Regions from separate parts of the Homo sapiens genome. Here region 1 is linked to region 2. Evidence: read pairs that join two places in POLR2A ChIA-PET (ENCODE). Cell type or tissue: A673. All regions are shown on one strand. Links, peaks and the distances in the headings refer to the core of each region. The heading gives the core; the rest is flanking DNA. Region 1 has its middle 170 kb from the start of LINC01912. Region 2 has its middle 210 kb from the start of TMX3.

The links. ChIA-PET counts read pairs that join two places held together with the same protein. Peaks named below come from ENCODE experiments on the same cell type or tissue, not always from the same donor. Only the 100,000 strongest peaks of a DNase experiment are listed, where the experiment ranks them.
Region 1: POLR2A ChIA-PET joins it to region 2 with 12 read pairs; 2 of 35 experiments call an interaction of 5 or more read pairs at or near these places.

Annotation. Positions count from the first base shown.
Region 1 is chr18:68,431,356-68,447,975 of GRCh38, forward strand. No RefSeq gene overlaps it. Among named protein-coding and RNA genes, the nearest start is that of LINC01912, 170 kb to the left of the region's middle. RefSeq lists an enhancer at 4,766-5,965. In A673, for the core only: no CTCF peak of the experiment used is centred there; DNase peaks (open chromatin) are centred at 5,356, 7,896 and 8,426; H3K4me3 peaks cover 436 bases; H3K27ac peaks cover 4,838 bases.
Region 2 is chr18:68,496,609-68,513,228 of GRCh38, forward strand. No RefSeq gene overlaps it. Among named protein-coding and RNA genes, the nearest start is that of TMX3, 210 kb to the right of the region's middle. In A673, for the core only: no CTCF peak of the experiment used is centred there; DNase peaks (open chromatin) are centred at 8,013, 8,403, 8,783 and 9,083; H3K4me3 peaks cover 390 bases; H3K27ac peaks cover 4,858 bases.

The DNA of each region.
Region 1 (16,620 bases), core at 5,009-10,008, 66 kb before region 2:
GATGTTGCCTTTGTGGTGGAGTCAGCAATGTGAATGCTTACTTTGGGGTAACACATCCATCACCATTGAGAAGTTGCTGTGTGCCTTCTCCAAGCCCCAGTCAGGTGTAGCGCCCTCTTGGGCATACCCACGCCCAGGTCCCACCCCATCCTCTGCCTGCCACAAATTGCTGAACTTAGTTGGAGTTAATTACCACAGTGCTCTGAACAGAACACCATCCTGCTCTGTTTACAGGAGAAATCAATGGGGCGATAAAGTTGGCAAAATGAGACTGCTTTTCTTTCATTCTGAACTTCTTTAGATTGTCACAGAACTTAGACACTCCTGTGGACATTCAAATGGGCTGAGAAACTATGGCCTGCTTTTAGCTATATCAACTATGGACTGGGAAGCGAGATTTTTATCTCTAGTTGAAGATTTTCTGTCACAGGGGACTGGGCCAGACCAACAGCCCCACCTTGACAAATATGTGAGAAAACCACGAAGAATTCAGAAAACTTCTGGAGCAACAGTTCCCACTGGAGCCTTTTTGGTCCTGAGATTGCTGAGATCTAAATAGCTGACTTATTTTTCACGGTTTGTTTTTCCCCCCAGGCCTCTACCTTAAAACCCATAGGTAAAAATGCTGATTCAATCTTTTGCGTAATCCCTGTATTTGTCCCCAAATTTCTGAAGCTTTCCTCTGTGACTCAGCCCTTTCCACTGCTTTAGATGACTTCAAGTTCACCTTGCGCTTATGAGACTACCCTTCATGAGTCTACGTAATGCCAATACAGTAACATTGCCGGGCTAACATGTTAGAATCATTTGCAGAATAATTATAAGAATGTAAGACAATTGCTACTGAACCCATATTATGTAACAGGCTTTACATGTATTAACTTGTTTAACCTGCACAACTGAGATAGAGTCTGTTACCTTTGCACACTTTACACATGTTTAAACTGAGACACAAAGGAAGTCAAATCCCCTTCCCAATGCCACACGTGTGGTACTCAGTACAGCCAAGATTCAAACATTCCAGAGCAGCATATACTCAAGTGAAAAAGTTACTGGAATTCAGAGCTGGGAAAGAAAATTCATATGTAAGCATTATCAGAAAAGCTTAATTGAGAAGCTCCAACTTCTGCTAGATCGTAGGCTGGCAGAAGGGGATGAGGACACCAGAATAAAGAAAGAGTTTGAATTAAGAGATTTTAAAAAAGAGTATAAGGTCTAGCATATAAGAGTCAGTCCGTTTGAACTGGAAAATTTCATTTGTATACTAGTTAGCATGATAAAATAACATAATAAAGAATATGATTATTACCTGGAAATTTTAGACGGAATGGCTAAATTACATCAACCATTCAGGGGCTTGAGCGAAGTGATTAATGAAAGTCCTGATGGATGAAGAATAATCTGACAGCTGTGACAGAAAAAACTAAAGGAGAGAAACAATCTTAATTCATGGGTGATAGGATTTGAAAGAATGGTGGCTATAAGAAGTTAGTTCTAAAAAACTAAGTTCATAGGCATATTTTTAAGGAATAAATGAAATCCAGAATGATAAATAGTGAGTGGAAATAAAAATTAACATGCCTTCTCTATTTTGAATTTAGTAAAGAGGAAAACTGAAGCATTGTCTCTAAAAGTTGGAAACATATGGTTAAAGTACAGGTAAGAAAATTATTAATTTACTTTATATGACACATGCCTTTAAGTACTGTATAATTTATCTATGAGTTATTCTTAATAGGATATAGAAACAAAGAAATATTAATTAAAAGAATATGGCTGTAAAGTCAACTTGTCCACTAGCCATTTTATTCAACAAATAGTCATTGGATGCTCACTCTATGTCAGATGCCAGGTCTTAGTGATGCCAGTCACTAAGCATACACCACTGAACAAAATTCCAGCTGACTGTCCTCAGAAGGATGATAGATGTCGAATGAACCAGGGTGACAGACAAGGAAGAGCCCCATGTCTTGGGGACAATGAGGTTAAATTGATACTGCTATGAGAAATTATTTCTAGTCAAGACAAGAGTATTCCAAGAAAAAAAAAAGATAATTTGGAGATTGACTAGAGGGAGAGGTGAGGAAAAGGGAGGAGTCAGTGATGACTCTCCACTGTCTATGTTAAGATGGGTCCATTTGCATCCATCAAGGAGGACCACGTTTGAATGGGAAGAAATAATGATGAGTGATAAAGAAACATAATTTCTCGGTATTGGATGCTTGTAGAATAAGAATAGAAAAAAATATATATGAATTAATTAATTAAATTGTATGCCACTGTAAACTTTGGAAAAATTACATATATTCTGAAGAACAATGAGAATACTGAAATAAGTCATATATAGTTACCAAAATTTTATATTACAAAAATGGCAGCATAGTACATGCAAAAAAGGCTCATGGACTAAGAGAGACACCAGTTCAAATCTCAGCACTGATGAAGATCATAAATCTCTAAGTCTCACTGAGAAGAAATAGAAGCTAATAGTCCTACTTGGTTGGGATTTCTAGGGTATTTGATGCAGCAGAACAACATAAAAACAGCATTTCCTTTTATCTCTTTATGTGTGGAGTACTTTAGCTCATCCTAATATTGAATAAAGTGGGAATTCTATTATTGAAAATCTGGACCTAATAGAAAGCTGAGTTCTTATATATAAGGATATATTTAATTATTTTCTTATTCTATCACACACATTCCATAGAGAAGTTAGTGAAAACATACAACTAGTAGACATTTAATAAATATTTATTTGCTGAGTTGCTATTAAATAGTAGATGAATTTTATAGATCATATTGTTATATCAGAATAGGAAAGCTCATAGTAGAGTGGGAGGTGAATTGTGAAACATGCAGTTTAAATTCACAGAGACAGTTGGAGATGGAATTTTAGTTTGAGTAATTGACATGAGTTAAGTCATGAAAACTAGAGCTTTAATGGATCTTGTAGGTAGGATGAAGGAGAAAGGCAGTAGAGAATGTACCAATTGCAGTGAAAGATATGAAAACATTATCCAAATAAATCTCCAAAGGCCTCTTTCTTTTAAATATGTATAACTTCTAAAATGGTATACATTTAATAATTTAAAAATTGACATTAGTTCAAATTACATTGAGCCTGATAGAGTTTTGTCCAGAAAAAAAAAAAATCCAGTTAAAATAGTTACAGTTTCACTAAACACGATCTTATGAGTCATATGAGAATACTTTTTTCTGTATTTATTCACCTCCACAGAAAAAAAAAATATGCTATCAGGATTTACTTGTAAAAATTTAATTAAAAAGAATTAAAGATGAGTTCATTAGAATATAATAATCAGTATATATTTTCTTTCAAGTAGTTTTAATTTTTATTCTCAGCTAACTAAAAACTGGACTCTTCAAAATGATATCAAACAGTTGAAATATTTTTAGAATCTTTATCAGACATATTCATGCCCCCTGTGATCTCAGAGTCTGTATCATATCAAAAGAATAAATGTCCAGAACTTTAATTAGATCCTTTGAGGAAAACTTACATTTCTGGCAATGATAAATGGTTGTACATACAGTTTTGAAGTTGTACCACATGTCCTTTCCTATGAAGAGAAAACCTAATTACGTAAGTTTATAGCATAAATTTAGAAAAGTTTGCTGTACTCCAGCTTAATTAAAGCAAAAAATTCCTACATCCATCAAACAGTATTTGATAGTGTATTTTGCATACCAATGGTATTACATCACATATGTGCAAATGAAACCCAAAGGAAAGTATTGATCCTCATCATATATACTGTGGTCTGCTTCCTAAACTGTGACCTTTGAGGCCTACTTAAAATTCAGAAGGTAAAAAACTTAGTAATTTGAGGCCTGGCATGGTGGCTCATGACCGTAATCCCAGCACTTTGGGAGTCTGATGCTGGCATATCACCTGTGGTCAGGAGTTTGAGACTAGCCTGGCCAACATGGTGAAACCTGTTTCTACTAAAAATAAAAAAATTAGCAAGGCATGGTGGTGGACGCCTGTAATCCCAGCTACTTGGGAGGCTAAGAAAGGAGAATCTCTTGAACCCGGGAGTCAGAAGTTGCAGTGAGCTGAGGCACCATTGCACTCCAGCCTGGACAACAAGAGCAAAACTCCATCTCAAAAAAAAAAAAAACGAAAAAAAAAAGACTTATTAATTTGAAAGAAATTATGGGTATGGCACTGTTCCCTAGATTGATGACAACTGATAGACATTTTAAATATGATTTATAAGTTAAATTGAAGAATTTATATTTTAATTTCAATTTAGAGAATTTTTCCCCAATTATTTTATTTTACCTTCCTCTATAACTTTTGCTTTACTTCTTTACAAAGAAGTAAGTATCTGACGTTTCTTCTCTATAACTCATGCCCTCCTTCTGGGACCATGCACCAGATTGAAGACATCAGGACAAATACATTCACCGTGACTCTTACTATAGTCATGATCTCACAGTTTAGAAGGATGAGCCATAAATCATATCCTCAGTTAATGCCATTGTTCTAAAAAATAAGTTGAGATGTTTTATTACTAAAATTATATTCTGATAGTCTTTTCAGATGAGTAGAAACAGTTCTGTTGATATGCCAAATTTAGACAGTTCTCTAATACACTTTTCTTAAACTTTTGGCAGATGTTATTACGTATCCATCAAGAAGGGTTAGATGATAATTTAATTAAAAAACACACTGCAAGCACCTATTAATATTATTCCTGGGCTACGATTTGCATTAATTAAATATTTGTTGAATGAACAAATGGGAAAATTTGGGAAGAATCATGCTTAGCTGGACTATCTTTCAATTTTTCAATGAGCCCACGTCCTTCTGGTACATTTTACAAGAATTAATTCAAAAAGGAAATGATTCAGTAGACAGATTTCTAGCCCAGCAATTAGCACTGGGGATTTGGCAGACCACAGCCTCATGAAGCTTACAGTCTAATGCATCTCTTCTCAAATTGTCATGTGTGTTTTGATACCTGAGGATGTGGATATTGTTAAAATGCAGGTTGATTAGGTCTGAAATCAATATTCTGCTTTCCCCAGGTGACTTCAGTGATGCCACACACTGGCCACACACTAAGGAGAAAGGGTCTGGTAGGTGCGACTGACACTAATCATATAACTAACTAAACAAAGTGTAAAATTACAACCATGACAACATGCTATGAAGGAGATCAAATAACAGAGAATTTGTCCTGACAGGGAAGAGGAAGAAAGTCACCACTGAGGAAGTGAAGAAGGAGTTGCCATCTGGAAAATAGAGGTTATGACGCAAGAAGGCAAAAGGAAGAGGATTCCGTGAAGAGAACAGGAAACAGGAAATGCAGGCATCCGGGCAACAGTAAAATCACAAATACAAATATGTCCTCTGACTAATGCACACCCACACACACTCAAATGCAGAAAAGGGTAAAATTAGTTGCTTTCTCACATTGGATAACTTCTCAGGGCACAATCTCAAGATTGGTGATTCGATAAAAAATTACGTAATGTTTCACATGTCTAGACTTCAATCCATTCTAAATGAATATTTTCCTTCTTTAACCAGTATTGTGTCTGGATTTTCTATCCATTTAACAGCACGACTTCTGTGCTGTTAAGTAGTTAAGAAACAGAAAACTGAATAAGGAAATATGTGTGAGTGGAAAACATTTAAATCTAGCTTTTTCAAGTGATGACTTAATAAAATTCTGAGCAAAACTAGTGCATAATTACCCATATCTGGCAAAATAGACCCTCTGTAACATTGTGCTATATTACCACCTGTCTGCATGAAACTGGATTTTCAAATTAAAAATGTCTTCACTGAAACAGAATATAGAAGTAAATTGAATATAAAATTTAAAATATGCAATCAATATCAATCATTATAATTGCATAATGCAAGCCATGCTTGTGAAATTTTTATTTTATATTATGCCATTTGGTAAGAAGATTCACCAGTCTAAATTATGGTTTCTTAAATTTTGTAGCACTTTTGGTGGCATATTTCATGTGGTAAAACTACTTGATGTTTCACAGAATGGAGATAATATTAACATCATTAAGATTCCACAAGTATATTCAAGGAAGATTCTTACTTTTAGTATTAATATATTCAAGGAAGGTTCTTACATTTCTCACTAATTGTGGGAAATGTCTCTTCTCTCAGTCTAGTACAGTATGTTTCGATTTCTCACCTAATGAAGACAACTTTTTCAGAGATGGAAAGTCAAATAAATATTCATCTAAACTCAAAAATTGTGCCCCTTTTCCCATGAAATCTCTTTATGGTCTACTAAAATATAAAAAAAAATATCAAAATAGGAACATCAAAATCTGAAATTTTCAGATTTATTCCAACATGATTCCAAGACTACAATATTTATTTTGCTTATAAAAAATTTCAACATTTCTTATATTGTTGCCTTGTTGATTATCTCATCAAAAACATAGAAAAGATCAGGATGTTTGCTGGTCAGGATGTTAACAGAAAGGGGTGCTGATCCAGACCCCTAAGAGAGGGTTCTTAAACCTCATACAAGAAAACATTAGGGATGAGTCCATAGAGTAAAGTGAAAGCAAGTTTCACAGGAAAGTAAAGGAATAAAGAATGGTGTATTGGTCCATTTTCAGGCTGCTGATAAAGTCATACCCAAGATGGGGAAGAAAAAGAGGTTTAATGGACTTATCGTTCCACATGGCTGGGGAGGCCTCACAATCATGGTGGAAGACAAGGAGGAGCAAATCACATCTTACATGGATGGTGGCAGGCAAAGAGAGAGCTTGTTCTAGGAAACTCCCATTTTTAAAACCATCAGATTTTGTGAGACTTATTCACTATCATGAGAACAGCACAGGAAAGACCCACCTCCATGATTAAATTACCTCCCACCAGGTTCGTCCCATGAAACGTGGGAGTTGTGGGAGTTAGAATTCAGGATGAGATTTGGGTGGGGACACAGCCAAACCATATCAAATGGTTACTCCATAGGCAGAGCAGAGGTATTGGTTGCTCGACTGAGTGTATGTACCGTTATTTCTTGATTATATGCTAAACAAGGGGTGGATTATCCATGAGTGTTCTGGGTAAGGGGCAGGCAATTCCCAGAACTAAGGGTTCCTTCCCCTTTTCGATCACATAGGGCAACTTCTGGACGTTGCCATGGCATTTATAAACCTTCACGGCCCTAATGGGAGTGTTTTTAGCACGCTAATCATTATAAGTAGCATATAATGAACAGTGAGGATAACCAGAGGTCACTTTCTTTGCCATCTTGGATTTGGTGGGTTTTGGCTGGCTTCTTTACTGCATTCTATCAGCAGGGACTTTGTCACCTGTATCTTGTGCCGATCTCTTATCTCATCCTTTGACTAAGAATGCCTAACCTTCTGGGAATGCAGCCGAACAGGTCTCAGTCTTATTTTACCCAGCCCCTATTTAAGATGGAGTCACTCTTGTTCAAGTGCCTCTGACAAGGAGAAGAGAGGACTGAGACAATAATATCAGAAATATGAGAAAAAAAGAAGAAATGTGTGGAGACTAGAAGCCATGGTAGAACTAAAAGAGAAAAACACATGTTAAAGAAGGAAAAAGTTACATTTGCAAAAATTAAGCCATCAAACCCTTGGGTTTTTAAGGTAGACTTGGCTGTGGTAACATATAGACACAAATTTTAGTGGCTTACATTTGAAAAGTTTATTTCTTAATCACAATCTTGGGAGGAAAAAATGGCTCATTGCTTCAGCCAGTGAAGCAACACTCACGACACTCAGTAACTCAGGGCAGAAACTCCCATTTGATGGTTTCACCAAGCCCTAAAATAACCCCTAGGTCATCTGCTTCCAGATGATCAAGGGACAAAAGAATGAAAAGCACCCTGTAGAGGTTTTCTGGGGCCCAGCCTCGAAGTGACACATTCTTTTACTCACATTTCATTGGCCAGATCTAATTGCAATGAAAGACAGGAAATGTAGTCCAGCTGCAATCCCCAGAAGAAGAGAAAAGGGATTTTAGCAAACAGATTTTCACCACAACTTTATTTTTGAAACTAACTACAAAGGTCACACCATGACATTAGGAAGCAGACCCGAGTAACACCGTATGACCCCCATATATGGTGCATTTAGATATTTTTTTTCTGAAAATTTGGGAACCCTATTTAGTACTCCACAATTTATTCCATTTTATTGTGTTAAAGAAAGATACTTAAACCTAATTATGGTGAGATATTCTGGAGCCCCATATAAAGAACAATTATTTGCAAAGCTGAACTTCCCTTAAGTTAATGCTTTCCTCCCTTATTATTCCTTTCTCAAACATTCATTTTCTTTCTAAAATCTGGCAGAAGTCCTCTAAAATGCGTAATAACTTCATTAATTGCAAAAAGGGAGCCAGCTGGAATAATCTTATTCAATGACACAAAGGAATTTGTTACAGACTTCTGGATATCGGCGCACTGAGAGTTGGAGCCTGTTTTCTCCCATTTACTATGCAGGGAGAGTGTAACAGGATGTACCTTTGCTGGATATGAGGGAGTCACATTTACGTTTGAGCTGACATTCTCAAACTCCAAAATGTCAGACAGCACAGATGCATCTGGAGCTCTTAAACCTGATATGCTGTGTGCCAGCAGCATATTCTGCCCAGATTAAAAATGCCTCTGACTGAGAATTAAAGGATGTGGATTGTTACGCTGTTGTATCAGTGAGACGGGGTGAATTGGGAGAATCTTACAGTATGAAAAGCAGACCCAGTGAAATACTGAGAAATTCGCTTTTTTGAGTCAGGGTTGACTGGACATCCAGAAGCCCATTGTGCCTGTAGTTAAAGAACTTCTCAAAAAAATTGCCAGTACGTGTCAAAGTTTTATTTCAAGCTTGTCATTAAGGGAAATTCTCCTGAAAAAGCCAATTCAAAATTCCCTGTTGGTAGAGACCAATTACAGAAAGAAAAAAAAATCAATATAATCAGTTAGATTTGATACACAACATGATTTCTGATTTAGGATTATTAGCACAGACACAAAGCTGGCTAAAGATTGGTGTATCTGTCAATGTCAGCTGGGCGTGTAAGTCTCTAACTTCCCAGAAAAGGCTCTCGATTTTATTAATGTCAAACGTTGCTCAAGCGTTTTATCGAGAGTGCAGGGCTTTCCAGAGAGGACCCTCAAGCTCATTAAAAGTTCCTGCCTAGACCATTTTCACTTAGACTTGAAGAAATTTTCCCATATTGTATAAGCCAAGCTAATATTGATTCTTCTTTATGTTATCTCGGGTAGTTCACAGCTGCAAGTTTCAATTTCCAAGTAGCAGTAACAACTCAGTAATAGTGAGCCAGTGGCATATGGAAGCTCAGTGTCTCAGCACCGGTTTCCCTGTTAGGATCCAAATGAGGTGATCACAATGAGCAGGGAAGGCTTCAATACTATTAAAAGTAGAAATAGGAATCTGATGATAGAAGTAGGAATTTGATGATAGGAATCATCGAATCATTCTGTGTGAGATAAGTACCTCTAAGTCTGAATTCTCCCTGAGAACATCACATAAATGACATCCTAGGCCTATTAACTAGAATTGAAGAAAGTGCAGGCTGTGTGAAAACCCCGAGATTATCACCCAATCACAATCCCAGCTAATATCCAGTAGTGAATTGTGGATGGGGCAAAGGGGGAGACAAAAACTTTTAAAAGACAAATTATTTTCAGTAGGGCACTTTGAGAAGACAAAGAAGAATAGCATGCATTTGTCTTTTCAACCCAGTGGTGAAGGCAACTGAGTGATACTTACCCAAGAAATGCATGCTGATGCACTGGGATGGGGAGGAAAGGTATAGGAATGAATCAAGCTGGCATGGCCTTTGCATCAGAAGGTTCAGGCACCTAGACTGGTCTGTGGCAGGGGTTCTCAGCACTACTGGCACTCCGGATCTGATCATTCTTTGCAAGGGGAGGGGACCCGTCTGTGAATGGTAGGATGTCCAGCAGCATCCCTGGCCTCTACCCATTAGAAGCCAGTAGCATCTCCCAGTTGTGACAACAAAAACCATTTCCAGATATTGCTAAATGCTCCCTTGGGAATGAAAATGCCTCTGCTTGAGAAAGCACTGCTATAGAGGCTTATTATGGAAGGCTTCCCAGGGGACAAACCATTTAAGATAAAACCTAGCAGACAGAGTCTCGTGTGGGTAGCCAGGAAAGCAAGACAGAGTGCATGATATGACAAAGGTGTGTGCTTTGTGATGCTGGCTGTTGAGGATGAGAAAGGAAAGAGTGAAAGCTGGTGATGGAAACTCTGCAAGAGCCAGGTGATGAGTGCCTGTGTGAGTCGCATTAAGGAACTTCAACTGTGTCCTAATGATAGTAATAGATTGAGAAAAGGATTCTTAACAAGGAGACCAATAGCAAACATAGATCTGGATTTTAGCTTCATCATGCTCAATTCAGGGCTTTGAATGAATGAGAGGCAAACAAGATGTTAGCAAAGCTTATTAGACAACTGATGTAGTTCTAAATATGCAATAATGGTCTGGACTATAACTAGCATTTGGGAAGAAGAGACATGGAAAAATTTGAGCCAACATTTATGGCAAAATTTATAGAACTTGGATTTTTTTTTTTTTTTAGTTGTATAGACTTCATTTATTTCCAAAGTGACTTAGATCAGCACCTTTTCCCCCACACACTTCAGTAAGGTTGTTTCCTACACTTGGAATAGTTAGATTGTTTTGTCACATTCTGTATTCCACCCTGTGATTCTCAGACTTCTTACATGATGTTTTGTTCAATTGGCATACATTACAGTTTACTCTTTGTGCTGTAAAATGTAGTGGGTTTTAATAATCACATAGTATTATGTATTCACAATTACAGTATCATACAGAATAGTCTCACTGCCCTAAAAATCTCTTGTGCACCACCTATTCAACTTTCCCTTTCCTTTCTTCCAAATCCATGCCAACCACTGATTCCTTTTCACTATTGCTAGATTTTGCCTTTTCCAGAATGTCATATACTTGGAATCACACAATATGTGGTCTTTTTAGATTGGCTCCTTTCACTTAGCAATATGCATTTAAGATTAATTCATGCCTTTTCACGGCTTGATGTCATGTTTCTTTCAAATATTGATTTTTTTTTATTATTATTATACTTTAAGTTTTAGGGTACCTGTGCACAATGTGCCGGTTAGTTACATATGTATACATGTGCCATGCTGGTGTGCTGCACCCATTAACTCGTCATTTAGCATTAGGTATATCTCCTAATGCTATCCCTCCCCCCTCCCCCCACCCCACAACAGTCCCCAGAGTGTGATGTTCCCCTTCCTGTGTCCATATGTTCTCATTGTTCAATTCGCATCTATGAGTGAGAACATGCGGTGATTGGTTTTTTGTCCTTGCGATAGTTTACTGAGAATGATGATTTCCAATTTCATCCATGTCCCTACAAAGGACATGAACTCATCATTTTTTATGGCTGCATAGTATTCCATGGTGTATATGTGCCACATTTTCTTAATCCAGTCTATCATTGTTGGACATTTGGGTTGGTTCCAAGTCTTTGCTATTGTGAATAGTGCCACAATAAACATACGTGTGCATGTGTCTTTATAGCAGCATGATGGATGCCCTCTCTCACCACTCCTATTCAACATAGTGTTGGAAGTTCTGGCCAGGGCAATTAGGCAGGAGAAGGAAATAAAGGGTATTCAATTAGGAAAAGAGGAAGTCAAATTGTCCCTGTTTGCAGACAACATGATTGTATATCTAGAAAACCCCATTGTCTCAGCCCAAAATCTCCTTAAGCTGATAAGCAACTTCAGCAAAGTCTCAGGATACAAAATCAATGTGCAAAAATCACAAGCATTCTTACACACCAATAACAGACAAACAGAGAGTCAAATCATGAGTGAACTCCCATTCACAATTGCTTCAAAGAGAATAAAATACTTAGGAATCCAACTTACAAGGGACGTGAAGGACCTCTTCAAGGAGAACTACAAACCACTGCTCAAGGAAATAAAAGAGGATACAAACAAATGGAAGAACATTCCATGCTCATGGGTAGGAAAAATCAATATTGTGAAAATGGCCATACTGCCCAAGGTAATTTATAGATTCAATGCCTTCCCCATCAAGCTACCAATGACTTTCTTCACAGAATTGGAAAAAACTACTTTAAAGTTCATATGGAACCAAAAAAAAGCCCCCATTACCAAGTCAACCCTAAGCCAAAAGAACAAAGCTGGAGGCATCATGCTACCTGACTTCAAACTATACTACAAGTCTACAGTAACCAAAACAGCATGGTACTGGTACCAAAACAGAGATACAGATCAATGGAACAGAACAGAGCCCTCAGAAATAACGCCGCATATCTACAACTATCTGATCTTTGACAAACCCGAGAAAAACAAGCAATGGGGAAAGGATTCCCTATTTAATAAATGGTGCTGGGAAAACTGGCTAGCCATATGTAGAAAGCTGAAACTGGATCCCTTCCTTACACCTTATACAAAAATTAATTCAAGATGGATTAAAGACTTAAACGTTAGACCTAAAACCATAAAAACCCTAGAAGAAAACCTAGGCATTACCATTCAGGACATAGGCATGGGCAAGGACTTCATGTCTAAAATACCAAAAGCAATGGCAACAAAAGACAAAATTGACAAATGGGATCTCATTAAACTAAAGAGCTTCTGCACAGCAAAAGAAACTACCGTCAGAGTGAACAGGCAACCTACAAAATGGGTGAAAATTTTCGCAACCTACTCATCTGACAAAGAGCTAGTATCCAGAATCTACAATGAACTCAAACAAATTTACAAGAAAAAAACAAACAACCACTTCAAAAAGTGGGCAAAGGATATGAACAGACACTTCTCAAAAGAAGACATTTATGCAGCCAACAGACACATGAAAAAATGCTCATCATCACTGGCCATCAGAGAAATGCAAATCAAAACCACAATGAGATACCATCTCACACCAGTTAGAATGGCAATCATTAAAAGTCAGGAAACAACAGGTGCTGGAGAGGATGTGGAGAAATAGGAACACTTTTACACTGTTGGTGGGACTGTAAACTAGTTCAACCATTGTGGAAGTCAGTGTGGCGATTCCTCAGGGATCTAGAACTAGAAATACCATTTGACCCAGCCATCCCATTACTGGGTATATACCCAAAGAACTAGAACTTGGATTTTTATGAGTTTGGGGTGTGAGGAAAAGGAAGAGTTAGGAAGAAAAAGTGGCATATGATAGTGCCATTTTTAAAGATTACCGAAGGAAATGTGTGTGTGTGTGTCTGTGTGCAGGTGTGTTTATATAGGCTTGTGAAAGGGGGTGGGGTCTTGCTGAGTTCATTGTTGGGTGTGGTGTAGTATATGAAGTATCTGTGAGGAATCTATATGGATCAAGTGGTAGTCTATGTTGGCCTGGAGCTTAGGAAAAAAATGGGACTGAAAAATTTAGATTTGCACACCAGTTTTTAAGTTAAAATTTTGGAATTCCAATGTGTTAGTCAAAGTTTTTTTCAAAAGATGGGTGTCAGGTAGAAGCTGAACTGCTGGATTTTATTAGGGAAAATAGATGTGTGCGAGAAAATAGGCAGCTACCTCAGGCTGATGGCATAGCCATCAAACTGCAAAAAAGGTGGATGCAAGCAACCTAAATTTCTATATGGTCTAAAAAAGTTTGGCAAAGTGATCAGAGAGAACTTGGGCCAGCTTCAGCTATGAGAGGAGGCCCCATCTCAGTTCTGAGCTGCCGTAGTCTTCGTGCCACACTCCATTATTGACTGGGAGCAAAACTATGAGTGGATTTCAGAGAACAGCAGTTGGAGCCTGTGCTAATTTCCTAAGATGACTGCAACAAATTAACACAAACCGGGTGGCTTCAAATAACAGGTATCTATTATTTTCATAGCTCTGTGGACCAGAAGTCTGAAATCAGTATCAACTGGGCCAAAATCAAGTTGTCGTCTGGCCGTGCTCCCTCTGGAAGCTCTAGGGGAGAATCTGTTCCCTGCCTCCCCCATCTGTCAATGTTTCCTTTTTATGTCTGCATCACTCCACTCTCTGCCTTGGTGGTCACATTGCCTCTGCCTTCCTCTCATAAGAATTCGTGTGATGGCATTTAAAGCTATTGAGGGTTGAATTTTCCCCAAAATTCATATGTTAAAGCTCTAACCCCCAGTACCTCAGAATGTAACTGTATTTGAAGTTTTTTCTTTTTTTGGAAACAGGGTCTCACTCTGTCGCCTAGGCTGGAGTGCAGTGGTGTGATCACAGCTCACTGTAGCCTCGACCTGCTAGACTCAAGTCATCTTCCCACTTCAGTCTCCCTTGTAGCTGGAACTACAGGCATGCATCACTGTGCCCAGCTATTTTTTGTATTTTCTTTAGAGATGAGGTTTCACCATGTTGCCCAGACTGGTGAAGACAGATTCTTTACGAAGGTAATTAAGTTAAAATGAGATAATTAGGTTGGCCCCTGTGATGGTTAATATTGAGTGTCAACTTAATTGGATTAAAGGATACAAAGTATTGTTACTGGGTATGTCTGTGAGGGTATTGCCAAAGGAGATTAAAACTTGAGTCAGTGGACTGGAAGAGGAAGACCCATCCTCAATCTGGGTGGACACCATTTAATCAACTGCCACTGCTAGAATAAAATAGGCAGGAGAAGATGGAAGCGCTGACTTGCTGAGTATTCCAGCCTTCATCTTTCTCCCCTGCTGGATGCTTCCTGCCCTCGAACATCAGACTTCAAGTTCTTCAGCTTTTGGACTCTTGGACCTACAGTAGTGGTTTGCCAGGGACTCTCAGGTCTATGGCCACATGCTGAAAACTGCATTGTCAGCTTCCCTACTTTTGAGGTTTTGAGACTCGGATTAGCCTCCTTCCCCTTCAGCTTGCAGATGGCCTACTGTGGGATTTCACCTTGTGATCGTGTGAGTCAATACTTCTTAATATACCCTCCTTTATATAGACATCTATCCTATTAGTTCTGTCCCTCTAGAGAACCCTGACTGATACAGCCCCATATCGAATATAACTTGTTTCTTTTTTATAAGGGGAAATCTGGACACAGACATGCACAGAGGGCACAGCACATGCACCTTGCAAAGACACAAGAGGAAGACAGCCAACCGTGAGACAGGGAAAGAGGCCTGGAACTGATCTTTGCCCCGTAACCCTCAGAAAGAACCAACCCTATCAGCATCTTAATCTCAGATTTCTAGCCTGAGAACTGTGAGACAACACATTTCTGTTGAGCCACTTTGTTACAGCATTCATAGCAAGCTAATACAAGGGCCCACCCAGAGAAGCCAAGATGGCATACCAAGGGTTGTTTCTCATGGGGCAAAATCTTTGCTACCGATGGCATGAACTTATTACAGAATCCCAGGTCTACACTGTGATTCTCCCACTGGAGCTTGCTGCATTTGTCTCACCACTAATACCTCCAACACTAAGAAAGCGTCATACAGCCCACATGGTAGGGCTGATTGCACCGTGGCCTGGACCTGCTAAAACAAAACAAAACAACAACAACAAAAAAAAACTACTCCTTCTCTGGATCTCACTTGAAGCTGGTATTGAATCTGGGATTCCTCTATATCACCTGGAATATAGAGACAAGAGCAATATTACTCAGTGTGAAACACATTGCTTCCAGAACCCAAAGAGGCTGACCAGTTGCTGTGCTTCTTTCTTTGGTGCAGGAATGCACAATGCAGCAATTTCTGTTTTGGAGGGTGTATCCCCAAACACCCCTGACCACCAGGCGCTTATGAACTTTGGTCAAGTGACAGGTCCCTGAATCCCTACAGGGCTTGTCCCTACCCTCTGGAGTATATGCATCTCACCACAGTCTGCAGCATACCAACTACCTCTCACTCCTGTCCAAACAGCACACTTCCTAATGTCAGGGACCAGCATGGAAAATGGGATGTGCAGGTGGCCCAGGGCTCTTCACTCAGCATTTTGATAGAGAGGAGGAGAGTTAACAGCCCTGAGGAAAAACTAAATGAACATTGCTGTCTGTCACATATGAATACACACAGATTCTGAACCTATTTCTCTTTGCAGTGAAAAAGAACAGAGTTGCCAATTCAGTGACCACATGCCATGTCCCTGAGGCATTAGTAATCTGCTCTAATGATGATACTAGATTTGTCAGAGCAGCTATGACCACAGCTACTATTTGCAGGAGTCTACAGTCATTTCCCGGGGTCCAGCTAGTCTCTGCAGGGGGCATTCTGGGAATTAAATGGAGATATAATAGAGACCACCCACTTGCATCATTTAGATATTTAATGGTGGCATGAATCTCCACTACATTCCCCAGGTTAATATATGGGTGTTTTTATTTACTAGATTGAATAAAAAATTAACTGAAGGAGAGCAGTTAAGAGTGCCAATTCAGACATTTCGATTTGGCCTTCCTGATTCTGATAGCTCTTACTCCACAGATCAGGACCCCAATGCAGAGGAATCACCAAATGACACTATATCGATTCCAATTATGTACTGAGTGGCTAGAGAAATAACCAGTGGATACCTTCACACATCTAGTGGGCCCTCTGTGAGCCAGACATTAACCAGGACTCCATTGATTAC
Region 2 (16,620 bases), core at 6,149-11,148:
TCCCTCCTGTACAGGGTTTTTCAATTTCATTTCTCTCTTTTTTTTTTTTTTTTCTTGTTGTTGTTGTTGAGATGGAATCTCGCTCTGTTGCCCAGGCTGGAATGTAGCGATGCAATCTTGGCTCACTGCAACCTTCACCTTCTGGGTTCAAGTGATTCTCATGCCTCAGCCTCCCAAGTGCTGGGACTACAAGCATACACAACCACGCCTAGCTAATTTTTTTATTTATTTTTTATTTTTGTAAGTTTAGTAGAGACGGGGTTTCACCACATTGGCCGGACTGGTCATGAACTCCTGACCTCGAGTGATCCATAGGCCTTGGTCTCCCAAAGTGCTGGGATTACAGGTGTGAGCCACTGCTCATGACCTTAACAATGCTTTTAACATAAATTTCACTGTATATTACTTAGAGAGCAGCCCTATCAGCAAAAATTGTGAAACATTAGGGGTAAAAAAGATACTGTGTGCCTTGTCTAGCATACTTGATGCTATAGGGACCCACTCCTTTAACTGTCTTTGAGCTACTTAACTAACCTGTAATTTGTGGAAAACTATTAATTACGCAAACTTGCCCTTATAATGCAAATAAATTTTGTCCGACAAAATGCTGTTCATTATCACTCTGTGGATATTGAACAGGGTTGCATCTATTTGTAAATTCATTTTAGCTTTTTTTTTCCTCCCAGTATATGAGTGAATTGAATTGTCATTTGAACTTATTACAACATCTTGTTACTTCCATCATTCATTAATACATTTAAACATAATATCTGATGTGTGATTATTAAAAATAAATTCCTTAGAGTAGTGAAAAAAACAGATGAATGAATAATGAATGTAAACTTTTTTGAGAGTCAGAGAATGCCTGCTGCATAGTCAGCTGCAGATTTTGGATTTTGAGAATGTCTCTTGCCTTTGAAATTCTGTGTAACTTCAGCTGTTAACAATCTCAGTGGTTTTTCTCCTTTAATTCAAATATTCATTTTTAAAGAGAAAGACGAGTCCCTTTCCTTTGTTTCTATAAGTTTATGTGAAAGGCGTCCTTGCTATTAACATTGCTAGATATCAGTGCCAGGATTTGCTTTACCTTGTTAGATACTTAGTCTCGTTGCTGACATTCACTTCTCTCTGCTTTCACAACTACCAGGCTATCCAGCCTAAGCTGATAGAACTAACCAACGTGGCAGGGACCAAGGTGGCCTTAACATCCCTCTCAGCTTGACTAAACTTTAAGGAGGTTTCTTCCTGACTATAGGCCCCTGACCTCCTTATTATTGCACCAGTTACTTTAGAAAACTTGCCATTGCAAACCCTTTCTCTGCCCCTTGGAGATGAAAATCTTCCCCTGGCCTCTTCAGTGTTCAAATTCAGGAATGTCTTGCACAAGGACCTGAGAGTCACCTCTTTAAAATGCAATCATCAAGAATGATAGTTCCACTGTCTCTCAGCCTCTGTAGAGAGAAGTCTAACCTCAATAATTAGCACCAATTAGCAAACACAGATGGCCTAGTAACATTGACCGGCCTGTCACCTAAGATTTCCATAGTACTTTTCCTCTAGCTTACACAACACTTAAAAACCCTCTTGTTTTTTGTTACAAAAGAGTTGAGTTCAATTCCTCTCCCCTATTGCAATAGTCCCCCCGCCCAGATAAATAAATAAATAAATAAGTGTTCCTTTTCTTCTTAACTCAGCCTGGTGCACTTTCCCTTTGACAGTAGATGTTGGAGTGTTGATTGCTGCCTTTCACTTAACAGTGAATAAGCAAATGCTCTAGCACTCCAACTCCAAGTGTTCTCTCTTATCTGCTGTGAGCTGTCTCTCTCAAATCTTTTTTCTCTCTCTCCAGCTGTCTTATGCTCTCTCTGCCTTACTCCCTCTCTCTCTTTCAGTCTCTCTCTCTCTTTTCCCCTTCTCTCTTTTTCTCATTAGAAATTTGTTTTTTTTTGCTGGATTTAAATTATTTATATTTGAAGAGTAATTCTTCACCATCTCCACCCTCTCAAATGTCCTTAATTATAGCTTACTTATAGGTTTTACATAGAATATATTGTCCCTTTATTATGTTTTGTAAAAACCTAAAATATTTACAGACACTACTCCTTAAAATTAAGCTGCTTTTAAAAGAGGGGCACAACAAAGACACTAAACCAGCATTTTTTTAGCTCCTACCCAGATGCTCTAAAATTCCTCACCAGAGATCTAGCACATCCCAGAGAGCGTATCATATGGGCTTTTCTCACAACTTTTTCTCTATCTCTTAAGCCACATAGTAAAATCAGTAGGGCTGACCTTAGCATGTCAGTAGAGGTGCAAGAGAGCTTGTATTCAAGCTTAGGGCCAATATTACATTAGAATGACAATTTACTAATATACCTTATATCAAAACAAAACATTTTAAAGAATAAATCAGAAAATAAAACAATTCCATTTACAGATTTAAGCCATAAAATCGGTGTCAATAATAACATCAAATACTGCTTTTTTTCTTACTAGATGCTTTGAATTTATAAAAGCCAACCAAACACTGGTTCAAGGAATTGTTTAAGGTTTGATTCCATAAACAATCACCTAGAGACTTGTTAAAAGTGTAGGTCTTGGGGACTCATTGCCCCTGGAGACTGACCTGGATAGGAATCCCCGGCAAGTCAGCTGAGAATGTGCACCCTTTACATGCACCCAAGATGATTCTTAGGCTCACAGGTATTTGAGAACCTCAGCCTTGGGCCACTACATACTGGGACAACAGTCTGGTTTTACTTAAGATCCAAGTACGTGAGACAGAGCATAACAGGCTGTGTTGAAACACCAGGTGCATTCTAAAAGAATGCTTTTTTTTTTGTTTGGTTCCACAACTAAAATATTGAAGCAGGGGCTCTTTTTTATTCTAATGCACCAAAATACTAATTAAAAAATCAAAGAAACAAAACAGAAAAGAAAAATGAAAAATGTATGTCAATTTATGATAAATATGGCCTCTCAAATTTGTGAACAAAGAATGGTATTTAAAATGCTATTGACAACTTGATACACATAAGGAATAAATAAAATTGCTATTTCTACCACGGCCTTATATAAGAATAATTTCCAGACTTATTAAATATTTCAAATCTGAAGACAAAACTATAAAAGTATTAGTGATAACTCTAGGCTAATGTTTAAATGACATAGAGTAGGAAAACATAACCAGGGAAAGACATCATAAAGAAAGACATTGTAGGCCGGGCGAGGTGACTCAGGCCTGTAATCCCAGCACTTTGGGAGGCTTAGACGGGCAGATCACCTGAAGTCAGGAGTTTAAGACCAGCCTGGCCAACATGGTGAAACCCCCATCTCTACTAAAACTACGAAAATATTAGCCAGGCGTGGTGGTGGGCGCCTCGCCTAGAATCCCAGCTACTCAGGAGGCTGAGGGAGGAGAATTGCTTGAGCCTGGGAGGTGGAAGTTGCAGTGAGCCGAGATTGTGCCATTGCACTCCAGCCTGGGTGACAAGAGTAAGACTCTGTCTCAATAAACAAACAAAAAACGACATCATAAAAAAATTTTTGACCACACATGCACATTTTGTATGACTCAAATGCAGCAATAATCAAATAAATACATAAGAAACAGCAAACACACTATAAATATTTTTTTAAAACTACAGATTGGGAAAAACAATTTCTTGCAATACGTTGTTAACTTTCTTGCTATCTATCACCATTTTAAGATGCTTGTGTTTTCAAGACCAAGAAGAACAACTGAGGCAGTATTTTTCGACTCCTGCCAACCATCCAAGAACCCAAATCACAAAAGGGACAAACTTAGTTCTAGAGTTTTCTCCCATGCAGCTATGTCCTCCAAGTCAAACGGGTGAGGCAGCTTGGATACATAAAGCATTTAATTTTCACATGGATTAAGCAAGACCTTGAGAAAGTTAAAAGAAACTCCAAAATATATAGCTTAGTATCATACCTTTTATTTTCAACTTCAACTGTTTCCCACCATAAAACCCCGTGAATCAGCTTCTCACGGTAGAGCTATGTACATGTATTTAATGTTTACTTCATTTCCGTGTTATTACCGACACCATAAGGATGAGACCTAATGACCAGAACAACAAGATTGGAGGCTTCACAATCTAATCCTGTGGAACCTTCTTCCCACTTAACTGAAATCCTGTTATGTCCTTTGAATATCTGCAAACTTAGTTGGGTCTTAATCTTTATCTCTTTTCTGTCAGCCAATTATTCTTCCTCCTTATCTTTCTGACCAGGAAAATTTCAGCACAAACCTTAAACCCCCCAAGTATTTATGTCAGTGTGATCTCTGCCAAACTAAACTATTTACAAGACATTTTCAAATTCAGTTGTAATTTATGATACAATAGTCCCTACATATTTGACCACATATGACACTAGTTCTTTTATTTTAACTATTTTAATTTATTTTACTACATCCTGCCAATCCAAGTGTTAATATCATTGATAAAAAAAGGTTCTTACTATAAAAAAATACAAACAATACTATGTACAATTGAGTTCAGGAAATAAATGTGCAGTTCACAAAAAAAGAATGATATTTAATGAAGATATAATTTTCATCTCCTTACTAACCAAGAAAATAAAAACTATGATGAAGTGTTTTCCACTATTAAGTTAGCATTAATTTACACAAAGTTCTTAATTTTTGTAACTAAAAAAAAAAAAATCCCTTTTCAAAAGCATGTATATGACTGCCTTATCAATAAAACAAAAATCAACTGTTAGATCTGATAGGGGAGTTTTGGTTCAGAGCCCACCTCCCGCATCTCAGTGTCCAGAAAACCTCCATCTTAGTCCTACAAGGTCCTTTCAGGGGAGCTCTCCTGAGGTAATCTGTACAAAAGTTATCGTATGAAAGTATGGAGTTACAAAACTTCATACTCTGGAAAGCCTTAGGAATGGGTACTCCTGCACATCATTAATGATACATAAATGTTATGATTTTCCTGACAGGCATTTGAAAAAGCATGTTGTCTTTTATTTAGGGCTGTTATAGACTATCTGTGTTCCCCCAAACTTCATATGTTGATGCCCTGAACCCCAATGTGATGGTATTTGAAGATGGGGCCTTTGGAAGGTAATTGGGTTCATGAGGGTAGGGTACCCATAACTGTGTTAGTGTCCTTGTAAGAAGAGGAAGAGAGACCAGAGTTCTCTCTCTCAGTTATGTGAAGATACAGTGACAAGGCAGCTGTCTGGCAGCCAGGAAGTTGGCCCTAACCAGGAATCAAATCTGCTGGTGACATGATCTTGAGCTTCTCAGCCTCCAGAACCATAAGATATAATTTTTTTGTTGTTGTTCAAATAACCTAGTTTACAATATTTTGTTATAGGAGCCCAAGTTGACTAGGACAAGGTCACTATAGTAAAGAAATAACATGAAAATGAGACAAGATAAATGATTTGGAATAGTTAACAAGATATTAGTTTATATTAGTAAAAAACTGGAAATATTAAAGGCATTTAAAAATAGGGAATAAGTCTTTAGGTTAAACAAAATTATTAAATACTTATGCAATGGAACTTTGTGACAACTAATAATGAAAGTATCTATTTACATAATAACATTAAATTTTATTTACAACATGTAACTGAGTGAAAGTTGTTTAAAAGAATATAGGCATGATCCTCGAATTGTTTGAACATACACATATTTAAGAGAGAAAAAGGGAGGGAAGAAATGAAAAAAGGAAGAGAGGGAAGAAGCCAAAAATTCTACAAAAAAAATCGAATTATTTAAAAATTATCTTTAAGAAGTAATTGCACCGATTCTATATTAGTTGATCATTTTTCCAAACTTTTACATATCTGGATTTCCTACATTTTTCTTTCTTTCACAGGAACAAAAAGAATAAAATATTAAATAAAATCTAATAAACAACAAATTAAGAGAAAATGCAATACATACGATAATCAGTTTGTCTGTTTTCTTATATAAATGCCATACAATAGTTTTTAAAAGACACACTGAAAGAGAAATAGCATGTGAACATAACTATCAAAAGAAATAGAAACGGGTAACACAAATATGAAAATCATTAACCTTGTAATAGTAAAAGGAAAATCAAAATTAACATAATAAAATAGCATTTTCCGTAAGAGTAATAGCTCACATTTTTTGGCAGTTGGCTTTGTGTCAGGTCCTGTTCTACATGTTTTACATAAACGACCTCATTTACTCCTTGTAACTACTAAATGCATAGGTCTTATATTCACCATCCCCATTTTGCAGACAAGGAAACAGGAAATGAGGGAGATGATGGACTGTCCAAAAGCATGGAGGTTGCAGAGCTGAGATGTAAATGCAGCAGTGCCCAGCCCCAGGGCCCACGGCTCTCAGCATCACAGGGCAAGCTCTCTCATACCAAACTTCCAGAAAATACCATTGAGCATATCCAGTGTCGGTCAGGGTTCCAGGAAAGGGAGAACTGTCAAAACACTCCTGGATTTGGTAGAAGGAATTAACATTCTTCTGGAGGTCAATTTAGTCTTAAGGATTAAGAGCATTAAGAAGTACCCATAAAATCAAAATTCCCAAGTCCTGGAAGTATTCTCAATAAATAAACACAGATCTACACCAAATTTTGTGTAAAAAGTTTCTTTTTGCAGTATTACTTAAAATAGAATAAAATAGGAAGAGTGTGAATATGTACACAGTAGATGAATGGGTAAATAAAAGATGAAGCAGTTTATGATTATTCAAAACATACTCTCGCTGTTGGTCAAAGAGGACAAACTTGTAGTTTTACAATGAATAAGTTCTGATGACCTAATGCATAGTATAGTGAATATAGCTAATAATAATGTATTTTATGCTTAAACAAATAGAGAATATAAATCTTTGCAGAATAAAACTTGAAATCTCACAATTCATATATGAAAGATCCATGATTGAGGTTTTCCCAAACTGGCAACAATTCTATCAATTTATTTGACTTTACAAATAATAAGTTGTGAAATTATCAAAACTATATCTCTCTATGCATATATATATATATATATTTCTGATCCATCAAAAAGAAAAAAATGCTCTCAAGTATAAAGAAGTGCTAGTAGTAAATTGCAATGAGAAAAGTTCAAATTAAAAATCTATGTTTAATATAACTCCATATTTGCTTTTAAAATACTATACATATACTTATTTGTGTATAGTCTCATTTTATATATTTTATATAATATTAAATGTATACCTTTAATAGGTAAACATACATTTTTAGTTTCATATTTTATGTATTATATTAATAAACAGGTGTAAATATACTTGCGATTGACAAGATAATATATAAAAAAAGAGAAGTTTGATGGGGCATTAGAATTACAAATTTTTTAAATTACTTTTCTGTATGCTCAAAACTTTCCATAATAAGTACACACTTCTTCTGTAATGGAAACTGTGAAGAGGAGCTGGAAACCAAGAGGACAGAATGGAAAGGCACCTTTCTCTCAGTACCTCCAAGCCTCCAACCGCATCACATCATCCACCAACCAGCCTGACAGTCAGGCCAAAAGGGGGCCTACAAGGTGGGCCAGTGACAAATGACAAGCCATACCATGCAGCACTAGCGTCTTGCCTCCTACATCAGCAAAGAAGCAAAATATCCCTGCTACTTCCTTCCAAATTGCATGCAAAAGATGAAGAACAAGGGTGGCCCATATTAACCCAGGACTATGAGACAGGGAATTTTGGAAAACATAGTTTTAGCTTAGCTAAGTTAACACAAGACAAATCCACTACATGGACCAATGTTTGTCTCCTTAACTCCATGGACTCCTCCCCGCAAAAAAGAGCATCAAAGGACCTGTGAGTGAGAAGTTGGAAGCACCACCTCAACTTGTAAAAGTCCTTCCCTTGACATGTAAAATAAAAGTCCCTGCTAACTCCTGGGAGTGTGGTTTTCTTAGCCAACTTCATTTCCCCTACTCTCAAGTGTAGCAAAAATTCTTCCCCTAACGTATGTAAAATAAAAAGTGCACTCTGCTTTACTTCTGAAAATTTAGTTAAGAAAATCAAAGTCTATTTCCCTTACTCTAAGCAGTAAAAGAGACCTAAAAATTTTACTTGGCTGCGGGAGAATATTTATCAGATATGAAGCTCAATTACTACTTTGCAACTTTTTCCACAGATCTTCTGTTGAGAGAGAGAGAGGAAGGAAGGAAGGAAGGAAGGAAGGAAGGAAGGAAGGAAGGAAGGAAGGAAGGAGAGAGAAAAAAGAGAAATAACATTAATTAGTGATTAACATTTATTGTTGAACTATAGGGTATGAGTTATGGTGTCCAGCATAAAGCATTTTATGGCTACTTGGTGTCAGTTAGTCTAAAATCCATAGAGCAAGTGACTTCAAGAAGTAATTATTTAGCTCCAGGCCAGAATGAGATGTGACAGCTGTCACATTTTAAGTGCCTCTCTGATCCTGATAATTCAAAGGAACTTGCATTTCTCAGACAAACTGTTTCTCTTCTTTCTTGATTGCTTCTGGAATCTGGAGCAGTTTTATGAAGTATATCATGATGATGTTATTTCTATAAATCAATGAGAATTCCTATCAAACAGACAATTTAAAAAATAATGTTTGTGGTCACCAACACAGAAAAGTGTCAAATTAAGGAAAAGCATTTTTACATTTAAGCTAAAATTTCTATCACCACGTAAATAGACTCTCTCCTAATAGAATGTCTTCTTTTCTATATTCCTATGTTTATGACATGCTTACTAATTACCCTATATGACAGGCTTATAAATTTCACTCTCAGCTCTGTGAGCAGGCTAATGGATCAATGCCATTAGCCAGAAGGAAAATGAGCAAAAGAGCAAATGTGCATGACCTTACAGAGAAAATCGTTTTATTTCTCATTTTGAGGTAATTGGTCTTGGTTGCTGTATTTTATTACGTAAATGCATTTGAAAATAAAGGACATAGTTTTTTAAAATTTAGAGATTGGATTAGGATTATTCTGGGAAGCCTTTGGTGATGAAAAATTTTGAGGTTTTATATACTTAAACTAAACCTGCTAGATTGTTTCATCCTCCTCAAAGCCCATTGCTATACCCCAAAAGCATTTCCTTCACCAATGTCAAGCCTGAGTTATGCAAATCTCTGAAGGTTCTGATTCTAATCTTAAAGACTTTTCATATAATCCCTAGCACGGCAATGGTTTTCATAGGGACATTGTGACTGGTGTCTTGTTCTGTGCCATTTTTCCTGATTCAAATGCGCACATATTGAGCTTAGACAAAGATCAAATACAAGCAACGAGAGGCCCAATAGATGCTCAGTTTACTACCTAATATCAATGGCACTACATTTCTCTCCTCAGTAGCCCCAAATTCTGAAACTCACAATCTATGCATACTTGGATATTTCGGAGAAAGCACCAGTATTATGTGTATTTATGGGAGTGAGTAAAATTCAAGACATTTCCTTGTAGAACAACCAGGTGGAACTTGAAGTTTAACCTAGCTTCAACTGATACACAATTTAAAAAACAAATAAACAAAAACAAAACAAACTATAACCCTTCCTAAAAGAGGAAACATGGCTTTGGTCAGATGTGCTTACCTAGCTTATGGCCCCTGACCTGTTTCTCTTGCTGACACAGGACTCCCTGGACACTGAGAAATAGAAGTTGCTTTTGATCAGGCTTTTGGAGCAAGTGGTCCAGGTTGTCTTTCCTACTCTGGGTCCCAATAAAATCTAGGTACCTCTGTGTACCCACTAAATAGGATGGAGCAGAATGTCTGCATGCCAAATGTGTTGCAACAAAAACACATAGTGGTCTACGCTCTGTGTTTTTTTTTTAGTTTTGAGTGGCATGAGCTGCAATAATCTGCCCTTATGTGGGAAAGAAAGACCCAACATGCCCCACACCCACTGAATATTTACAAACTTCACTCATGTGTCAGAATCCTACATTATCATTGGATTTATTTTCTACCTTCTAGAGGGCATGGATTAAGACCTCCAACATACATGCTATTTCTTGCCCATAGAGTCTGATTAGCTTAGTAGGATGTCATTAACATAATGGACTCATAAGATGTTCTCCAGGATATCCAGATGGTCCAGGTGTCATTGGACTATATTATGAGAGAGGGAAGGAGAGTTAACATCATCCTGGGGCAAGGTGAAATGTATATTGCTAAAGGTTTCCATCTGCATCAACCAAGATCCCCATCTCAAGTTTCAGGGCCATCACCTTATAGGAGCTTGGCTGCGGCTGAGATTTCAACTCCTCTGTAGTTCCTTTACTGTCACAATTAGACTCTGACCATTTTCTCTGCTGTCTACTCAGAAACGGCTGCAAGATATTGAGATTGTTTTAGATGTAATCAAGAAGATCCCCTGGATTTCTCTATTTGCCATAGACTGTTGATTAATCACCCTAAGACTGTAGTTATCTTTCTATAATGAAGAGTCAACAATGTTCATCAACCATCACCTGAATCTGTAATCTTTAAGCTGCCTTTTCTCTCATACTTCTCCAGTGCTGGAGACATTGCAGCAGCTGGCACAAACACACTCTCTCTTAGGTCCTCATCTGAGTTCACCCCTGGTTTGCCTTTTAACAGCCTCACTTACTATAGCAATTCGTGGATGATCAATATGTTACCATCAATGCTAGGCTTCTCCTTGCCCCTTTACTGGAAAGTAATCTATTGCCACTTTCCTTTTTTGAGTCTTCCATCTCTGACTCCAAGTTTCTTTGACTCAGTTCTTGGAAATAAACACTGAGATGGAGAATTCCTTGGAGAAGGTTTACTGGAAGATGATTTTTGTGAGATGTATCAATAAGGAAGTAAGAAAGGTAGTACTGGGAAGTAGGAGAAGCCAACTTGCAAGTGTTTTATGAGATAATCCTGCAGTAGACACTGGGGCTGGGTTGACATTTCAGAGGTTTCCCAAATTAATCAAAGGGACAGGTCTGTCACCCCCATATGAACTAGTCATTGGTCACAGGTTACCCGAGAGGAGGCATATTTTAGGGGAGGCAGTGATTGATGACTGAGGGTAACACCTAGTGAGGGGTTCAGTGCTGACTGGTCCACAGCAGATGAGGATGAATGTATCAGCCCAGAAGATGTGGTCTGGAAAGGGTACCCAGTATCCACTGATCTTTAGTAAAGGCCATGGGTAAATGGAATACTGAGCAATATTTCAAGAATAGAGAAGAAGACTTTGAGTTATGCTTAGACTATGCTGCTAAAATGTAACAGCATAGGCCTTAGAGGTGGCAGACTAACAAGGATTCACAGAAACTTGTGCAAGTCTTGAAATTAAGAATTATATATAGTCACAAATCAGTGGATCTCTTTGTCTCTACAGACATGACTAGCGTTGCTGGAACAGGCATTTGTTTTTATGAGACATTGCCAAGATTCTGAAGTCAAATGTCTCATCATACATTAACAGGAAAGAGAAAAGGCCTCTTTGTGTGTACCGAGATATTTAGACACTCTTTTTTGAGCTGTAAAACACAGCACAATGTCATACAGCTCAGAAAAATCAGACCCAGGGGTGGCAGAAGTTTCTAGTGGATTGATTTAGAGTGAAACCTTGCAGAGGCAACTTTGTGTTCACAGAGACCAGAGGGACTCACTGACTTTTCATGGTTAGTGAAACAAATTTGGGAGGATGAATAGAAGGGGGTCACACTGACTGCCTTAGAGAATAAAGCCAAACAGAGGAGTTGGATCCAGAGTCTTCTGTTGAAAACTGGAAGCTAGAATGTCAGCTGGATTCAGCTCCCTCTACGTGGCTTCCTGGGAAGCAGGAATATGCAGGTCTCTCATCTCTCATCAGGGAGCTTTCCAGAACAAGCTCTTGTAGGAAACTTCATCTATTTGTCATTTAAGATGTGAGCACCCTGTTATCTAAAGGAGATATGTAAACTTCTGGGTCCTGGGACCAGGGATGTACATCAGAAATGGCTGTTCTTGCATTGAATGACTGCACATGTAATCTCCAGAATGTGGGGCAGGAAACTGAGTAAGTCTTACTAGAATGGCTCATTAGTCTTGCCCCAAGAAAGTATATGACTTTGCAGAAGACCAAGTCCCTGAAAAGAGGGGCTAAAGAGACAGAGAGACCAGCCAATGACACCTGTTCACCTCATGGGAACATTCGAGACATAAGGAGTGAATCCTGGTTTGGGGGATACAGAACGGAGGTAACGAACCCAAATTGGAAGTGCTGCCTACTTTCCTAGTTTCTTCTCATGTCAAAAGGATAGAATTGAGAATGTCCAATCATTCCACAATTCTCCCAGACACACAGAAGCAGAATAAAAGCAGCCCCAGCCTGACAGCACCAAGGTATGGATGGAGCCCCTGAGGAGAGAGAGCTTCCTCTGCATCTGGACCTGGTGCCAAGAATGCTTGTTGGTCCTCATCTCGCCTTCCATCAGAAGAAATTATATTTTACTGTGGATTTTTCCAAATCTTTATTTCTGTCCAATTTTAATCAATCATCTATTTTCTCTTTTCTGGAACTTTTGTTTGACTTATATGAGCCTCTTTATCACCACTCCGCCTTACAGCCTTATTATTTTAATCTATTATCTATCTTTAGCACATTTTGTAGAAATTTCACTCTAATTCTTTCACATTCACTATCTCTTCACCTCTACTCAGAGTACATCCTGCTTATGCAAAGATTTATTTATATATAAAAATATTTTTTTCTAGGATTACCAGTTTGTGCTTTTCACATCTATCTGTTAGGTCTCCACATCTGTTTTCTTTTTTTATAACCTCAAGGATCCTAACCATTCTTAAAGCTGTGTTTAGATCATTTTGCTAAGATTTTTTTTTTTTTTGAGGGTAAATTACATCAGGGTGATGGCTCTTGCTTCTTATGTTTGTTTTGTTTTTGTCTCATTTGGGGTTTTTTTGAGACCGCGTCTCGCTCTGCCACCCAGGCTGGAGTGCAGTGGTGCAGTCTCAGCTCACCGCAACTTTGGCCTCCTGGGTTCAAATGATTCTCCTGCCTCAACCTCCTGAATAGCCTCCTGAATAGGACTACAGCCATGCGCCACCACACCTGGTTAATTTATGTATTTTTAGTAGAGACAGGGTTTGGCCATGTTGGCCAGGCTCGTTTTAAACTCCTGACCTCAAGTGATCCACCTGCCTCAACCTCCCAAAGTGCTGGGATTACAGGAGTGAGCCAGCAGCCTTTCTTTTTTCTTTTTCTTCTTTTTTTTTTTAAATGTACTTTGCAGTCACTTTTTAAATGGGTGTGTGTTTTTTTTTAAATAAGTTTTTTTTTTTCTCTCACTCTGCCTGCCTTTATTTTACCTCTCCGTCCTCCCAAAATCCAAGACCCATGGAGCCAGAAACAGTTATTTTACAGCAGCATGGAGCTCTCATTAAGAAAGACATTTGGATGTTACAAATCACTTGGCTGAGCCAAAATGGCTTGACATACATCCCGGCCTGAGGAATTGCTGCTTCTCCTTGCTGACTGTCTCAGGTAATTAACTTGATATTAACCAAAGTCCTAGAAAATAGCACATACCAGGCTTTTTCCAGCTTCTACCCTACACCCTGTCCAAACAGTAATCTAGGCCTTAGTCCCAGTCCTATATTTGACATTTTTATTACCCATTGTCCTAAAAGAACTTGAACTCCATAAGTTTTTTAAATGCAATGCAGCAATCAAAACTAAAGTAATAGTCCAGTTTCACTCCAGCTCTGAAATATGGCAGAAGTTGCCACAATCCACTCAGCTAACTGTTGGCCACCATCCAAAGAGGCCAAAATGCCTATGGAACTGGGCAACGTGGAAGGTCAGGGCTATACCAGGGCACTAGAGTGTTTTTTTTTTTTTTTTAACTTTTATTTTTGGTTTGGAGATACATGTGAAAGTTATAGAGGTAGACTCGTTATCACAGGGTTTCTTGTACATATTTCATCGCCCGGGTATTAATCTTAGTACCCAACAGTTACTTGTTCTGCTCTTTCCCATCCTCCCACCCTCCACCCTTAAGTGAACCCCAGTCTCTGTTGTTCCTTTGTTTTCATGAGTTCTCATCATTAGACTTCCACTTACAAACGAGAACACGCAATATTTGGTTTTCCGATCCTGCGTCAGTTTGCTAAGGATTCTTTAATCTCATAAGAAGTAGGTGAATACAAAGAAAAAGGCCAACTGAAGGGGTTCATGTTGCCACCTGAGACATCAGCCTGACACTGTCCTTGTTTAGTGCCAATTTATCTCAGCAGAAAGCAGTGTACTTAGCAAATCATTTTAGGTACACGGTAAGCAGGTAACTTGTCATTTAACACAGCACTCACAACAGTGCAATGGGGCAGATATTGAAGTCGTTTTTCAGTCTAGAAAATTGAAAATAAATAAGGTTGCAGTTTGAAAGACAACAACTTACAGTTAGAAATATATAGACTTGGACTTTAAATCTGGGTCTGATTCCAAAGTTCATGTATTTAAAAACAAGAATAAATGTTAAAAAATTTTAATTTCAATATAATAATTTTAAACATACTAAAAATTAGAGAAATCATATACGAATCCACCGTATACCCAATGGAAAACTTCAACAGTTATCAATACTTGAACTTTTCTTTTATCTATGCCTTTTTGCAAAGATAGTTTAAAGAAGTTGTTATATCATTTTAATACTGGGTTTGGTATGCCTCTCTGAAAACTATAGACAACTTCATACATAACCATAATGCCATTATCACAGTTATGGTCTGAACATTTATGGTGTCCTATCCCCAGAAATTTGTATGTTGAAATTCTAACCCACATGATAATGCTATTAGGAAGTGAGGCCTTTGTTCTCTGATCTCATGAATGGGGTTAATACCCTTATAAAAAAGACCCCAAAGAGACCCTCATTTTATTTACTATGTGAGGTTACAACAAAAACATGGCTAACTATGAACCAAGAAGAGGGCCCTCACCAGACGTCAAATCTGTAGGTGCCTTGATCTTGGACTTCCCAGCCTCCAGAACTATGACAAATTTCTGTTGTTTATAAGCCTTATAAGGCTTATAATTTATAATTTGTTATAGCTGCCTGAAGAGACTGAGACACATGCCTAACAAAATGACAAATATCTTACCACCTAAAATTCTGGCCATAATTAAATTTACACAATTATTTTTAAAAATATATTTTAACAGCATGTCTCTGTTCCCTTCTCTCCTTCTCTGTGTGTATATGTGTGTTCACATCTAGCAGACCTGCCTACCTTATCAACTGTTATTGACTAAGATGTATGAAACTTCCAAGTCCTTATTAAATTTTTGTCCACTGCCCTATCTAGGCCTGTAAAAATATGTCCTCTTTTTAATATTGGTTTAATATTTCTCTTTCCTTCCCTCTATAAATTTTCCTTTCTTTACATGTCATAGTTATGCCATATGCAAGTGGCTACTATGTTATTTTATGAATATGTCTAATTGAAACATTGATAACTGGTTTATCTTCAATGTGAGTTGTATTCTGTAGTACTATAAACTGTACATTTTTGTCTTATATAATGCTTTTTGACCATAAGTCTATGCTGTCATCAAAAATGTGGTCTACGCTGTTCTCTTTATTTGCATTTGCTTGACAAATAGTTGCCTGATATATGTTTGCCCACCCTTCTGTTAATAACCTTGCTAAATCATTTTGTCCAGCATGGCTCTCACGAAGAGCATAAGGTTGAATTTTGCTATTAGGTAAATTGAGACTTTTTTCTTTTAGTAGATGATTTATACTCAAATTTTTGATATTGCCTATATGTTTGGGGTCTTAATTCTGTGAGGTTTGTGTTATACTACTGAATATTATGTGGTATCTTATTTTTACTCATTTTTAAGTATTTCTTTAAATAATTAGAGTTTTACAGTTTTTTTTTGTTTTTTTGTTTGTTTGTTTTTTTTTGAGACGAAGTCTTGTTCTGTCGCCAGGCTGGTGTGCAGTGGCATGATCTCAGCTTACTACAATCTCCACCTCCCGGGTTCAAGTGATTCTTGTGCCTCAGCCTCCTGAGTAGCTGGGATTACAGGTGTGCGCCACCATACCCAGCTAATTTTTGTATTTTTAGTAGAGACAGGGCTTCACCATGTTGGCCAGGCTGGTCTCAATCTCCTAACCTCATGATTCGCCCCCCTTGGCCTCCCAAAGTGCTGGGATTACAGGCATGAGCCACCGCGCCTGGCCTACAGTTTTTCTTTTATCTAGTGATTGCGTATGTAATACCCTCAGACAACTCTCTCTCCATTTACTGTCATTTAACTCCCACTCTTGGAGTAAGCCAAAAACCACTCTTTCCCTTCTTACCTTAAACTACTTTGCCCTTCAATTTTAGTCTCTTGTATTATATTTGGTGTTCCTCTCTGTAGCACTTGATTGGTCAGCATTATGACTATCCTAAAGTTTTTTCTATTTTGCTCTTATTCTCCCTTTTATTCTTCCCGTTTTAATAGATATATAATCGTTACACATATCTTTAGTTCTAACCCTGATTTTTAACCTTAGTTTTAGATTTAAATATATTTAATGATCATGGCAGGGTTCATGCTGAAAGTCTCCAGTCATGTTGTCGTGGTCTCAAATTGCTTTACGGTTGGTTCCTTCAATTCC